Regions from separate parts of the Homo sapiens genome. Here regions 1 and 2 are each linked to region 3. The links are chromatin loops, found by intact Hi-C in ENCODE. Cell type or tissue: Calu3. All regions are shown on one strand.

Region 1 (2,500 bases), 150 kb before region 3:
TTTAGACCTAAAGACCTAATGTGTGATGCAAAGGGGATGGGGTGCTCAAGCACTAACTACTTCACTAAGGCTTATTGTACCAGCATACCACATTCCAGCAACGTTTTACCACTTATGTATGCTGGAGAACTTCTGCTTTCAAGAATTCTCACATTTCTCAAGACATTTCTCTATGGCTCAGCACTCAAATACTAAACTCCAGATAACTTACCTTAAAAGGTGCTTTAAAGGTTACATCCTGACATTTGATACGGTAACTTGATAGTAGCAACAGCAGAAACTGCAATCAATATTTACTGCACTTGCCACGTGTCAGTGCTGTTGGGCCTTTCATAAGAATCGTCTCACATAATTCTCAGAGCAAGCTTAGGAGGTAGGTACCAACATGATTCCCTTCATACAAGTGAAGAAACTGAGGCCCGGGAGGTTAAGCGACTTACCGAGGGTCATACTGCTAGAAGGCAGGGGAGGTGGGAACCCTGCCTGTGCTGGTGACCTCAATGTCCCACCACCTGGGCTTGGAGTCACACCAATTCCAAGCTGTCCTCCAGTATTGAGAGGTTTTGATACATGAGAGGCAATCTATCACCTAAGAGTCTTGTTTATTGCTGAAGTGATTCAAACTGCTTTTTCCATTCCCTTTCTTTCCTCTACCTCCCACTCATTTATTCTGCAAAAGATTAGAACTCTCCTGGAATCTCTCCCCTTCCTAGGGCTCCTGGGGACCCAACTGCCCCCAGCCATCAGCTCATCTCGGGGATTTCTGTTCAGTCCACGTTCTGAGGAATTAGCGGCCAGATACATGCGTAATCCTTGTTAAGTAAATAAATATTATGCACTTATTTATGGAATGTATACTCTCAGGCTTAGTTTAAATGTATGCTAGTCATCAAAATCTGGCTACTGCTAGCAAAATATTCAGATAAAGTAAGAGAAAAAGCAAGCAATTTGAATAACAGGAACCCACTTAAAAATACTTTATACACACTGAGAAAAAGAAGGATATACATTTTCTAAAAATGTTAGCATTAATTTCAGAGTGGCTGAGTAATAGGTAGTCGATGTTTTCTCCAGTTTTCTGTATTCTGCAATGTATATAGGCTATCTGTAATCAAGGGAAATCCCCAAAGCCAGGTTAATTAACTTATGTCTGGATACTCCATCCTGGAGGCTTATTACTTTTGTACTCACATCATTACTTCGAAGGAAATGAGTTCAAAGTTGGCAGGGATACACTCAGCGGTTTGCTTCAAACAAACCCGCCTTGATGGAAAAATGTGTTTTCTGACCTGTATTTTTCTTTGGTTACAGCTCAACAGAGGAGAGCCCTTCCCTTCTCCAACTGGTAACACTTTCTCAAGAATGAAAACAAGTAAATAAAAACAGATCCCTGGACGTGAATGAATGAGAGCACAGAAAGGTTGCATGGGACTCAGCCAGGAGCTGGCTTCCCCTTAACTGAGAATGCGATCCAAACTGCCCGGGTGCCAGACTCAGCCCTGGGGCCTCAGGTGGGAGGTGGCAGTTTCCTGGCTTGAGAGAGACATGGTCTAGCCCAAAGCCTACCTGGCATCTGGCTGCTCATTTTAACTAGAATCTTGGTGGTGGACTGGCCCAGAGAACGACATTGGAAGATGTACTAGACATGTGAAGCAGGAGGGCAAGCACCCTCCTGAGACTGAGGGTCTGGGTGCTGGGCCTGTTTCTCACATGGAGTTGCTGGTGAGCTCGGACTGATCATTTAACCTCTATGGGTTGGAACAAGTGATGTCCAACGTCCTTTCCCGAGCAACGGTTCTGTGACTCTGAGCGATTTCCTGGCTCTCGTCTTGGACAACTTATCTGGACACAAGCCTGGAAAATCAGTCTATTTATGCTCTGGCACTGCGGTGCCAGACCCAGGTGCCACATATGCTGTGCATGGGTTTCTCTTTTCACTTTTATACCTCCAAATATCTACTGCCACTGGAAGACAGGGAATCTATATGGAGAATCAGGCTCTCCATGTCTTAAACTTTTTTTTGTACTAAACTTTTCAAATTAAAAAAAAATGAGGTTTTGACCCAGGTAACTGGATAGATAGGCCAGGTTAATTTTTTATTTTCCCTGATGTATGCTTTCTCGAAATCTGTAAATGCATCTTTATCTTTATCTAAATATCTTTAATGACTTTTAAAAATCATTAAATCTAGCAATCTTACAACTACTTCTAGATGGAGAAAACCAGTTTCTCAAGAAATGTTTATTGACATTTGCCATCTAAAAGGAATTTGCAGTTGGTCTCAGTTATAAGAAAAACGGCACCTACTCAAATGCCTTCACCCTGCTCTCACTGCAAAATGCAATGTTTCAAGAAAGATCCGATTGTCTGTTTTCCTGGATCAGAAAACATAAGTACTGAATTTTCAAGAGGAAGACCTAGAGCTTTTTCAAAATGGGAAAAACAGACCTACCTTGTGACTCAGTTTGAGAAAAGCAGATGAAGTAGTTTAGATACCCA
Region 2 (2,500 bases), 220 kb after region 3:
GAAAGCACCCATTAAAAAGATTATCAGCTCTATTGTAAGAACCCCAAAAAAGCACTAAAAGGGAAACAAATGTGTATTACAATGAAACAAATTACATTAAGTAAAAAAATATAGATCATAGAAAAACTCCTAAATTGAGGATCTGTTCCCAACCCAAACGTGCCACATCTAATTGCCATTGTTGGAATTATGACCACAAGGGAATGGGATTAATTAGGATTTACGTATGCAAATGGGTATTTATCTCTTAAAATTGTTACCCTGGAAAATAATAACTATTATTTCATTGCTGCTACTATCTTCTCAAAAAAAAAAAAAAGAACATTTTCAAAGCTTGTGGTACATAATAGGATATGAGACTTTAGTAGAATTCAAGCCTACCTAATTCTTTTATTTTAAAATATAATTGAGGCTGGATACAGTGGCTCACGCCTATAATCCCAGCACTTTGGGAGGCTGAGGTGGGCGGATCACTTGAGGTCAGGAGTTTTAGACCATCCTGGCCAACATAGTAAAACCCTGTCTCTACTAAAAATACTTAAAATTAGCTGGGTGTGGCGGCACACACCTGTAATCCCAGCTACTTGTGTGGCTGTGGCAGGAAAATTGCTTGAACCCAGGAGGTGGAGGCTGAAGTAGGCCAAGATCACGCCACTGCACTTCAGCCTGGGCAACATAGTGAGACTCCATCTCAAAACAAAAAACAAACAAACAAAAAATATATATATACACACACACACACATTTGAGACCAAAAAAAGAAAAGAGAATTGATTAATGTAACCCAACTAATTAATGTCAATGTTGGAACCAGATTCAGTTTTCTTGATGGAAAAGTCAAACTGGTTTATATTAAACCCTTATGTTAAGATAGATTTGAAAGCAAGGTTTTACTAGAAGTAGAACTGATAATATAATTGATTACATAAAATCAATTATATTTGGGATAATATCTAACTCGACGTAAGCAGAAGAGACATTCATTATAGTGAACTTGTGAAATTATTACTGCTTCTCTCTTTCATTTTACTTTCATGAAAAAATAAATAGAACCTACCCAAAAATATGAATGGACCAACAAGCAATTCACAGGGCCAGCTTTAGCCAATCTGTAGCTGGACAAATTCATCCAGTCTGAAACACGGCGCTAAAATAAAGAATGATATGGGATATGCTATCAAACTGCTCCATCTTGCCTAAGAAGGGCAGTCACCAACTGCTCCTGGTATTAAGATTTCTGGCTCATCCTACCAGCTACAATAGTGCCATAAGTTTTCCTATGCTGCCACCTACTGGATATAGTGCACATAGCCTTGAATACATCATCTGCCTTCCCGTATTAGTCGGTGTGCTTGGGTGTGAAATGGGTTAATTCAAGATATTAGCCGCTCAGTTTGGATTTAAACATCCAAATGCTGGACATTTAAAGGTTGTTTATTTTGATGACTAGAGATACCTTATGTCAACCAAAGCAAAAACCTATTGATCTGTTTTTAAAATACTTCTTGTCCTTAGAAAATTAGCTTTTAAATTTTAAATTATATCATTCCCTTTTAAAAATTGGTAACCTCAAGAGGGTAAATACACTTATATTCTTCATGCTTTAATGTAAGGCAAAATGCATTCGTCTCACTGCAATGAACAAGGCATTGATGGTTTGGGCACTATGGTTTAAGATAACTTTTAGGAAAACTTCTTTTAGAAATAGGGCATTACCGCGGGGCGCGGTGGCTCACACCTGTAATCCCAGCACTTTGGGATGACGAGACGGGCGGATCACGAGGTCAGGAGATCGAGACCATCCTGGCTTACACGGTGAAAAAATACAAAAAATTAGCCGGGTTTGGTGGCAGGCGCCTATAGTCCCAGCTACTCGGGAGGCCGAGACGGGAGAATGGCGTGAACCCAGGAGGCGGAGCTTGCAGTGAGCCGAGATGTGCCACTGCACTCCAGCCTGGGCGACAGAGCGAGACTCCGTCTCAAAAAAAAAAAAAGAAAGAAAAAGAAAAAGAAAAGAAAGAAAGAAATAGGGCATTACCCTCAGGGAATGAGGTCTAGTATGGCATTGAGCAGAAAAGGGCACTTTGTACCTTGGGATTAAGACTGGAGAAAAAGGAGTTTTAATGTATCCCCGCCGAACTCCCCTCTATTAGCATAGATAAAGAAAGGAGCTAAGTGGTGATAAAAAGTAAAAACAATAACACTTGATACATTCCAGGCACATCCCCAAGAACTTCACAATGTTCTCATGTGCTGCTCACAACAATCCTATGAGGCGGATACTGACCTCACTCTACAGATGAGGACATCGAGGCTTAGGGAGTTCATCGGCCAAGGCACCCAGCTGGTAAGGGGTGGAGCTGGTTGTATAGCCCAAGCTGTCAACCAGAGCTGTGCCGCCTGGAAGGCGGAAGGTGGAAGGATTGTTGAGCCCAGGAATTTGAGGTTACAGTAAACTGTGACCGTGCCACTGCACTCCAGTGTGGGTGACAGTGAGAACC
Region 3 (2,500 bases):
AACTCCTAATCCCTTGGAATTTCCTGGGTGATAGGAGTGTCTTTTGCTCTAATGAGGTGACTCTTGGTAGGCTCCTAGATGGAGGCTGGTTACCAGAAAGACCAAGCTACGATTAGAAGCTTGGAACTTCTAGCCCCACTCCCATCCTCCAGGAAGGGGAGAGAGGCTGGAAATGGAATTAACAACCAATCATGCCTAAGTGACAAAGCCTCCATAAAAATCCCGGTTTCAATCCCTCTGTTTCAAGAGTCTGAAGATATACTGGGTTGCTGGGCGTGTGGAGGTGCTGGGAGGATGGACCAACAAGAAAGGGATGAAAACCCTATTCCCTTGGCCCCACGCCTTCCCCTCTGCATCTTCCATTTGGCTGTTCATGTGTACCCTTTATCAGATCCTTTAGAATAAATCCATAAATACACGGATGTACCCCGGAGTTCTGTGAGCCATTCTGATAAATATTCAAACCCAAGAAGGAGGCCATGAGAGCCTCCAATTTGTAGCCAAGTGGACAGAAGTTGTGGATCACCTGAGGACCTGTTATTTGCAACTGGCATCTAAATGAGGGGTGGGGGCAGTCTTGTGGGACTGAGCCCTTAACCTGTGTAGTCTGTATTATCTCCAGTTAGTGTCGAGATTAAGTTAAACTTTAAGATAACCAGCTGGTATTGGAGAATTGGTCATTATGAGGGATAAAAACCACACATTTTTGTGACCAGAGTGTTATGAAAGTATAAAGAAAGAAAAAACTACTTGTTTTTCTCTATAAAGATGATTTTCCCTTTCCCTCAACCTATTCTTAATAGTCAATTAATATTATATCTCCCCAATTAACTGTCTCCCAAGTCATAACAGTATCCTCATTTAACCTCTTATTAAATCTTGGAGATTAAATCTTTGTTGGTTTTACATTTACTCGTACACTGGTTTACACTGTAACTTAACTGCTCTGTGTGTGTGGGTCCAGTCCCCAAGCACATCATAAAACTTTTGAAGATCATGTCTTACATTCTGTTTTTATGCCTCTTGGTGCCTAATTTGGTGCTATGCAGCACATGGTCGATAGCCAACAATTCCTCCATGTGATAAAATGTCTCCACACAAAGTTACACCATCAACCCTCAACCTGTCCTACAAGACTAGGACACATCCGTGACACACCACATCTCATGCTGAAATCATGACAAGAATCTAAGGCCAGACCTCCTTCTGACAAGCAGCTCATTTATCAGTGATGATAGAATAAGTGTTTGCCAACAGATTTCTTATCTTTGGAAAATCATTTCAGCAACACAGGAACTGAGACAAAAATCCACTAAGACATTCTTTATTGGTCACTTATTTGTAGATTAACATACTCACACTTTCATTTCATGACAATACGTTTGCAAAACAAAACTTTTAAGTTCAGTTCTATGACTCCTAGGAAGATGGAATTTGTAATAGAGAATCTTACACTTGAAGAAAGCAAATACATCCATCCTTTGGTCTCCCAGTCTTTAGGGATGGGTCTGTTGTTTATACAAAGTGTGTGTGTGTGTGTGTGTGTGTGTGTGTGTGTGTGTGTGTGTCAGAAACACAGAGAGAGAGAATAATACTGACTAAGACTGGGAGAAAGTTAAAGGCAGTCATTGATGATCAGGTGGCCTAGGTAGAAATCTTATAACTTGGTCTCAATCTATTCACCAAGTGTTTCTATAGATGGATTATTTGCTACACCAGTGTCCAATGAGTGAAATACAAAGACAAAGGGTCTTCAAGAAAGCTCTCAATCCGGTACAAAGATGGGACAAAGAGGTAGAGCTCTATAATAGCACTAAAGTGGAGTTGTGTATGGGTACTTAGCAGCCAGACAAGAACCTATTAACACTGCCTAGAAGGTTCTGGAACAGCTTCCCAGAGAAGAAAACCACAACAGACTGGATGGATGGGAGAAAATGACATCACCACAGAGGTCAGGGTTATTGTTTTCAAAACAATCACTCTAGTCCCCAAGCTCTGCCAGCCAAAGTTCATTATTCACACATGATCAAGTTTGTAAGGGACCCAAATTTTCTTGCCCAGTTTTTGATCACAAGCTAGATGAGAGAAGCTAGAAAGTATAATCCAAATGCCTTCATCCCGTGGCTTGCTGGCAGCCCAAGGGAGCGAGCCACTGGGTGCACAGTGACACAGAGTTGCAATGACTATGTCATATTCATAATTGACTTTTGGACTATTTCCAAAAACAATAATAAGAACAGCCAGTGGTACAGGGTGCCAAGCAAGTGCCAGATGCTATGCTGAGTGCTTGACTGTATTCTCTCACTGGAATCTCCTAGAAACCTCAAGAAGTAGTAATTTCTCTGTTACATAGACGAACGGGGGAAAGTTAACATTTAAGTGCCTGCTATGTTCCAAACACTGAACAAAGAATTTTATACATATTTTCAATTCATTTTATCCTCAGAACAATCCTATATGGATTTTTACAATTATGATCTGTTTTTATAGATAAAAGTAA

The links. Peaks named below come from ENCODE experiments on the same cell type or tissue, not always from the same donor. Only the 100,000 strongest peaks of a DNase experiment are listed, where the experiment ranks them.
Region 1: it touches region 3 in a loop (3-fold over the local background); 6 of 110 quality-filtered maps call a loop at or near these places.
Region 2: it touches region 3 in a loop (4-fold over the local background); 3 of 110 quality-filtered maps call a loop at or near these places.

What each region holds. Positions count from the first base shown.
Region 1 is chr4:41,656,074-41,658,573 of GRCh38, reverse strand. The region is part of intron 18 of LIMCH1 (LIM and calponin homology domains 1); the gene reads right to left. Among named protein-coding and RNA genes, the nearest start is that of LIMCH1-AS1, 35 kb to the left of the region's middle. In Calu3, no CTCF peak of the experiment used is centred here; no DNase peak of the experiment used is centred here.
Region 2 is chr4:41,280,014-41,282,513 of GRCh38, reverse strand. No RefSeq gene overlaps it. Among named protein-coding and RNA genes, the nearest start is that of UCHL1, 24 kb to the right of the region's middle. In Calu3, a CTCF peak has its summit at 1,231; a DNase peak (open chromatin) is centred at 1,283.
Region 3 is chr4:41,504,994-41,507,493 of GRCh38, reverse strand. It overlaps a transcript of LIMCH1 not described here. Among named protein-coding and RNA genes, the nearest start is that of LIMCH1, 32 kb to the left of the region's middle. In Calu3, no CTCF peak of the experiment used is centred here; DNase peaks (open chromatin) are centred at 1,143 and 2,173.